Linked DNA regions of Mus musculus: regions 2 and 3 are each linked to region 1. Evidence: chromatin loops called from intact Hi-C (ENCODE). Cell type or tissue: heart. All regions are shown on one strand.

Region 1 (2,500 bases):
TCTCAAAACATCCTGGCAGCTCCCTGGCTGGAGACCCAGTGGCACTAAATAGAAATTTATGTGACAGGCCTCAGGGGAAAAGCCCAGAGGAGTTTGTTTAAAAGTAAATTCGTCAAGCCGAGCTGAGTCAGGGTCTGACCTCCAACCTCTGCTGACCCTCCCCAGCAAGGGGGGAGAGAGTCCAGCTACATCAACAAGCCACACCAGGGGATCCCACTGCAGACTTGTATCCCTTTGCCACCAAGAGATTAGCCCTGAGGTGACCGCAGCTACCCACACGTCAGGTCCCTCGGTTGTTACCTGGAGCATCTCCAGTCCTCACTGTCCTCCTTCCTCCAGTCCTCACTGAGCTGCCCCACCTTTGGCTCCCATGCTTTCCCTTATCCTGGTGCCCACCTACTCAGGTAAACCAGGGTCTGCTCAGCCCAACGAGCGGAGACCATTTTTCTTGCTCTGGCTATCAAAGGCAAATCCATGTGTGGCCACACAGACAGGGAGAGTGTCTGCTTATCTGGAGGCAACCGGCCTGTGTAAGCTTCCTTTCAATGCCCCATACCACCCTCTATTGATGTTCCTGGGACCAACAAGCCATGCCAGGACCAGGACTAATGAACCACTAGCATGGAGCACCAAGGAATCCACAGACAGCTGGCTGCTCTCACCTTGAACACTAGAAGGGGATGAGGGATGAAGTAGGTTGGGGTGCTCCTGGCAGAGAAGAGATTGAGGGAGGGGCGCAAGTCTCAGACCTCAGGTGTACACGTAGGTAGGGTTTTCCCGTTCTGCGGTTCTAGGGCTTTAGAGGCCAAGGTTCAGGTCATTGTTTCTCCAAGAACATCTGTCTGCTTGGCCCAAGCCCTCTGCCACAGCCTGGAGTCCTTGGCCCAGCTTTCTTAGCCACCCTTTAATGAAGCCTGGTGCAACAGGTTAGACTGACCCACCCTCACCCAATGCCCATCTTGTCTCCTCGGCCCCTTTTCTTCACCTGCTCTGTGGCAGCCAGAGACCTTGGGCTGTGTGGTCACATGGGCTGTTGACCATCTCAACCACACTGAAATCTCCTCTGCCACCTGGTGGCTAAAGCTCGCAATTGCTGCTGTTCTGTGACTGACCTGGAGCTGACCACTTGGGCAACTCTTAGGTCCTTGGGGAACAACCCAGAGAACTAGTCCCCTTCTGAGTCACAGATGATGAGAAAAGTTGTTATCTGTGAGGCCCTGTGTCCCTGACCCTGACAGAGTCCAACAGGGAAGCAGAGGACCTACCTGAGAAGACCCTCAAGCCCTACCGTTGGGAAGGAGATGTGGATACAGGATCCACAGGGTTCCTAGCCATAGTAACCCCCAAGAGCACCATGAGTACTGTAGTCTTTCAGGATGAAGGGCTCTCCCACAGGCCTGTCTCGCCTGCAGCAAGCCTCCCTGCTGTGTGTACCTGTGGGCACACCCAAGGGCCAGAGTGGCATAATGCCAGCTCCCTCTCCCTTGCTTGCTCTCAGCCATAGTCTTCTGTGGACCAGGGTATGGAAGTACACAGAGGTCCCAGCTCACACATAAACCTCCACACCAGCCCTATCGTCTCCATAGCGATGACCCAGAGTGCAATTGGAGAAGCCTTTCCAAGACCCCAGACTGCACCCTTTCCTGTGTCCCAGGGTTGGGCTGAGGAAGTGGCCAGGGTACATCCCTGGGCTCACTGCCTGGAACTCCACCCCAAGTAGCTAAATGTAGTTACCCCAGAACTCAAGGGCCCTGGAGAGGAACACTAGCCCCACAGCAGGCCCACCCTTTCAACTCCTGAGGCAGGGGCATAAACGCTTGACCCTTTCCCTCATGGACAGTACAGGAGCCCTCGGGCCTGAATCCACCAACACCACAAGCATGCGCTCAGGATTTCCTTCATTATGTTGTTCTTGGCCTGGGTTCATCATGCATAGTGTGGGTTTGCTGGGGACAGTTTCTTTCATGTGCATCATTGTGCTTTGACCTTATTGGCTCCTTCATCCCTTCAGTCCTCCTCCCCTTTCTTCCTCAGACTACTCCCTTCCCATAGTCTCCATCCTCTTCATGTGGCTAGAGATATATAGGTTTACACACACACACATACACACATATATACACACGTGTGTGTGTGTGTGTGTGTGTGTGTGTGTGTGATATTTGTCCTTTTGCATCTGCTTATTTTACTTAACGTGATCTCTGGTTGCATTCTGTTTTTCTAATAAGTGGTATCATTTTGTCCCTCTTCATGGCTGAGTAAAACCCCATGTGTGTATGGACCACATATTCTTTATCCATCCATCTACTGACAGACAAGCTGGTTCCCTGACTCAGCTATTGTGACTAGCGTCTCAAAAAGTGCAAGTGTGGAGGTGTTGCTGTGATGTGCCTACAGTAGATTCCTCCAGGTCTCTACCAGGAGGTAGGTTCTCTGTTTGCTTTAAGGAATCTTCATACTAATTTCCACAGTGGCTGGGCTCATTTATATCCTCACCAACAGT
Region 2 (2,500 bases), 300 kb before region 1:
GAAAGTCCCTTCTCTCCTTCCTTTTTTCCCACATGTTTGCCTGCCACTGCCTGTGTCTATGCATGCAGTGAGGACAGAGTATGTAGTTCGTGAGCATGCCGGAGGTCAGAGGTCAATGTTGTGTCTTCCTCCACTGCCCTCCACCTTATGTTTTTGAGACAGGGTGGCTCATAAGCCTGGAACTCACTCCTTGGCTAGATTGCCTGGGAAGTGAGCCTCTGAGATCCCACCATCTCTTCCTTTCAACACCGAGACTACAGACTGAGACTGCCTGCATGCCTGCAGTGTTGGCAATCCAAACTCAGCTTCTCATGCCTGTATAGTCAAAGCTTGACTCGTGGAGACATCTCTCCAGCCCGTCTTTGCTGCTTGCTCCTCCTCTCCTCTCCTCTCCTCTCCTCTCCTCTCCTCTCCTCTCCTCTCCTCTCCTCTCCTCTCCTCTCCTCTCCTCTCCTCTCCTCTCCTCTCCTCTCCTCTCCTCTCCTCTCCTCTCCCCTCCTCTCTCTCTCTCTCTCTCTCTCTCTCTCTCTCTCTCTCTCTCTCTCTCTCTTTCTGTGAGCACAGTGTATGTATGTACTGCATGTATGTGTTCATGTATATAAGTATGGACATGCATGTGCCACACACACATGTAAAGGTCAGAGGACAATCCTGTTTGAGACAGCATCTCTTTGTTGCTGTGCCACTCCATATGCCCGGCTGGCTGGCCTGTGAGCTTTAGGGAGTTCTTTCTCTACTGTGGGGTCTGATCAGTGTCACTGGGGTTGAGGACACTTATTACCACACCTGGCTTTGCATGGGTTCTGGGGACTTTAGGCTCTCCCAACTGTGTTCTCTGTGCTTTATCCACTGAGGCATCTCCCCAGCTCCTCTCGTTCTGTGAGATTTTCTCCAGCTGTTTCTCCAGGTACTTCTGTCTTCCCAACTATGTCCAGTCTGCCTGGCAAGTCAGGCACTGGGTCAAATTCATTGATTTTGACTAAGTTCTTCTCACAGGTCCCCTGTGTTTTTGACTTGAGATGTTCTATACCGGCCTTTCCGTCCCACCAAAGTCTACTCAGCTGGAGATGTTTTAAGTTCCCATTACTCCAAAGCCTTCCTCACATCTTCTGCATTTTGGCATCTTCCCAAAAGAGTATCGGGTCTTAAAGTCCCCACTGGCACAGGTTAGTTTTGTCTGCGTCTGAGTTTTCTAGTAATAGACTGCACTGAACCAGCTCTGCCCATCCTGCCTCTCCACACTGATCTCTACAGCCCCGTATTTTAGTCATCGTTTTGTTGTTGCTGTTGGACATTTGTTTTCTAAATGGGATTGTGACCAGTAGATATGAAAATTAAAAGAAAAGGATTTATTTTTATTTTATGTGTATGGTGTTTTGCCTGCATGTTTATCTATGTACCATGTGTATGCAGCGCCCACAGAGGCCAGAAGAGGGCACAGGATCCCTTGGAACTAGATGTTTGTTAGCTGTTCTGTGGGTGCCAGCAAAGGGAACCTCTCTGTAAGAGCAGCCAGTGCTCTTTACTGCTGGGCCATTTTGCCAGCCCAGGTGGTGGTTTCACCCATGTTGTGCACTGAGGTTGTATTTTGTTTTTGAGCTCTGAATGATGTTACCATCCTTCTTAAAATGTTCCCTTCTGCTCACTACAGGCAGTTAGATTAGTGAGGATCAATTAAACCAAGAAGGTAGTGAGCTAACAAGGCAGTCAAGCGCCTCTGTGTCTTGCTCATCCTTTCTTGCTCTCGATGTTCCCTGGTGCCCTAACCTAATCTCTCCATAGCAGAGAGGCATGGGTAGAATTCTAGGTAGCCTTTTCAGACACTTGACTTTCATTCTCTCTTCCTAGGGCAAACTGGCCATCACCTTGAGGAGGGAAGCAACACAGCGTTGTGCTCAGTTTCATGAACTCCATTTGGCTCTAGTGTGCATAGATCTTGGCTGACTTAACAACTCCGAACTCCATTTTGCTCCCTCAGCACTGAGACAGCTTGTGTCTTCCCTGGAAATCGGCTGAACTTTCCCAACTGGCAGGGGAAGAACAGCGTCTTGAATTGATATTGACATAGCCCTTGCCCAGAGCATGTTTGAGAGAATGAATGGGGTGGGTGTCTGGCACCCACATGGCTGTTCTTCTCATTACCTTTGCCTTGTTAGTGCATTTTTGGAGGATGGAATACATCTTCTAGAACATTGGTATTTGGTCCCTACAATCACCACTCAGGCCTAGGGCTCCCTCAGTTCGAGCTTCCTGGAGTCTATGTGTGATCCACGAGACCCTCAACATATGACCACATGGCTCCTGGGTGTCATGCTCTCTTCCTACCCTATGTGAGCATAGTGACCCCCCGATCGAGAATCTGGAAGCTTCTTAGTGCCTACTGTAGGTGTGGACCTAGCTCCCAGGTCTGTGTTCTCACATCTGGTTCCTAGAACTTCTACCAAACGCACCTCACTCCTGACTCCCACCTCAGCCTCCTGGAGCAGGGATGATAATGTGT
Region 3 (2,500 bases), 270 kb before region 1:
CAGCTCTGAAATACAGATGCTTCCCTGAACTCTTAGTCCCCAGACTGCTCCACAGGTGCTGTGGTTCTAAGCCTCAGCCTCCAGCTTGACGGAGCATCCTGATGGCCCAACGCTGCAGTTTTGTCTCCGCCTTCTCAGAGCTCCCCTCTTGCAGTCACACTATCCTTCCCCTCCCTGATGCCACCCCCTACCTTGGAACCTTGTTCTGGAGGGACTCTCTGGCCATCACCTGAGCATTGAACCCCAGGTCCTCTGCAGCTTCAGGGCTGTCCTCATGCCCCATGCCCTCTGCATTAGCACCTGGCACTCAGTGTGATTGGTTTCTTACCCTTTGTGTTGCCCCTGTGCTCTGCTCATGACCCTATAGGGCTTCTGCCGTCTTAAGATGGTATCTGATCTCTGCCACTGGTCTCTCCATTACTCTTGGGTTTTTCATATCTTTCCCGCTGGAGTTTACAGTCTGATTCAACACCCAGACTGTGTCCTTGGCTTGGAATGACTTTCCCTTTCCTTCACGGAGAAACTCCACTCCTTCATTCTGGCCCAGGAAGGGCATCAGTCTGCAAGGTATTTGCCCAATTCTCTCTGGGGTGCCACATTCCTGCTTGCCCTTCCCTCTGTTTCTCTGATGGCTGGGACCCTCCTCTTTGCCTCTCCCCCAGGGTCTCTGTGACAGTCTGTAACAACACTAGTGATAGGGCTTTAACAACACTAGTGATGTCCCTTCCTTTTGGTGCTCCGAAGGATGCTCAGGGCACTTGCTGGGTGTAGCAGAGCTGGGATCATCATCATTCAACAAGCATGTGTTGTGAGCCTCTGTCTCCAGCCAAGTGTGCAAGCCCAAAGCCTGCAGGCAAATGGCAGGAGGGTGGTGGGCTAACACACTGCTGGGGACTCTGCACCTTGGGCTTGAGTGAGTGAAGCTTGGCCAAGGGCCTGCAACCCCAGCTGCTCAGGGCAGGGCACACAGGCTGCTCTGCTGCTGCACTGAGGTGTCATGGACACCAGAGGGCTTGGCAAGAGTCAAGTCTCAGCCTGTTGGCAGCAACCACTGTTGAGAGGAGCACGCGGCTCTCTCTGTGTGAGCCCAGGTCTGTGGGGACAGGAGAGGGAGCTGCTGAGCAGCTCCCGGGGTGCCTGCTTTCTCTCATCAAAGGCTCAGCTGGGTAGCAAGGGCACAGGGACTAAGATGGAGGCTGGCTGGGTGAAGCCAGCATCAGTATTAGGCAACAGCCCCAGATCCCTTTGTTTCTATGCTCCTTCCAAAGTGGCAAAAGATCAAGGCCCCAAGCTTGAAATAACAAAAGGGAAATCGCTTGCAGACTGTGCATCTGGAGGCCAGAAGGACTGCGAGAGCTGTGCACAGAGGGATGGGGGAGGGGCAGGGTCTGGACCTGATTCATAAACTTTCCTGAGCTCCCATGGCCTGGCAGTATGGGCCGAGGTTGGCCCGGTATAGCTCCTTCCACTCGCAGTGGGGCACGGTTGCAACACCTTGCCCCTGGGCTTTGGGATCCTGTTGTTGGCTGGGTCTGTGTGCAGTGTCATTGTCAACCTCCCCAGGTCCCAAATGCTTGATTTGGGTCACATCCTGGGGCTGAGGTTAATGAAGATCTACTGCAGATCTCTGCAGCCTAGCTGGTGACATGTATAGACACCTGTCCATGATTACCAGGGGCCTGAGGAAAGCCAGTTTATAGAGCCCTGTGGGCTTGCCTTGCTGACAGACAATAGGGCTTCCTCCTGGGGCAAGGGTGTTATACACAGGGCACCACACCTGGGCCCTGAGTCAGAGTGTGGGCCTCATAAGGACTGACTTCAGTGAACTTAGCCCACCTGCTAGTTTGTCCTGGGGTTAGGACTTTCAGAGGACTTTACCCAGCATCAGGGCTGAAGCATTCTCTGCAGAAGTGGGGAGAGCTGGGGTTTCTTGTCTATACGCCATAGTTTGGATCACTCAGAAGTCAGCCAGCATGACTATGGAGGACATCCAGGTGGCAGCTGACACTCACACATTGCTGTCACTGACAAGAGACTTGGCTTCCAGGCCTGGCACACCTGGTTCCATCCCATGCTTGGCCCAGGTGGGTTTTCTGTCCTTGTCAGAAACAGCTGGGGTTGGGAGCTGATGAATGGGTTGTCTGAGGTCACACAGCTGGCCAATAAGAGCTTCGAATCTAAGCCTCCTGACAACCAACTGTGGCACTTTCCAGAATCCTTGTCTCCTGAGACCTCAAGCAGTCCAAGCCCTTTCTCAGAAAGCCATCTTTCTAAAATGCTGTTTGGGTCCCATCACTTTGCACTTTAAAAGCTGGCAGTAGCCCTGGTCTTTAGAGGTTCTTTTGGAGACTGGGTGACAGTCGACCAGGGTTCTGTAGAAGTTCATGGATCAGCCCTCAGTGAGACATGGCAGAGGCAGGCTGTTCATTGGCCATGTGTGTCTTGTCAGCTGTCCGGGGTCCTGGGTGTGTCTCCTTAGGGCTCAGGCACTGGGTGGACC

The links. A loop is a pair of places that touch in the nucleus more often than their neighbours do. Peaks named below come from ENCODE experiments on the same cell type or tissue, not always from the same donor. Only the 100,000 strongest peaks of a DNase experiment are listed, where the experiment ranks them.
Region 2: it touches region 1 in a loop (11-fold over the local background); 17 of 42 quality-filtered maps call a loop at or near these places.
Region 3: a loop joins it to region 1, with 9 times the contacts of the local background. A loop is called at or near these places in 6 of 42 quality-filtered maps.

The regions. Positions count from the first base shown.
Region 1 is chr1:91,873,778-91,876,277 of GRCm38, forward strand. No RefSeq gene overlaps it. Among named protein-coding and RNA genes, the nearest start is that of Gm46242, 4.6 kb to the right of the region's middle. In heart, a CTCF peak has its summit at 1,093 (motif pointing left); DNase peaks (open chromatin) are centred at 1,054 and 1,744; H3K27ac peaks cover 702 bases.
Region 2 is chr1:91,572,963-91,575,462 of GRCm38, forward strand. No RefSeq gene overlaps it. Among named protein-coding and RNA genes, the nearest start is that of Asb1, 34 kb to the left of the region's middle. In heart, a CTCF peak has its summit at 1,425 (motif pointing right); no DNase peak of the experiment used is centred here; H3K27me3 peaks cover 425 bases.
Region 3 is chr1:91,599,809-91,602,308 of GRCm38, forward strand. No RefSeq gene overlaps it. Among named protein-coding and RNA genes, the nearest start is that of Gm28380, 10 kb to the right of the region's middle. In heart, a CTCF peak has its summit at 1,043 (motif pointing right); DNase peaks (open chromatin) are centred at 1,073 and 1,353; H3K27ac peaks cover 1,071 bases; H3K27me3 peaks cover 288 bases.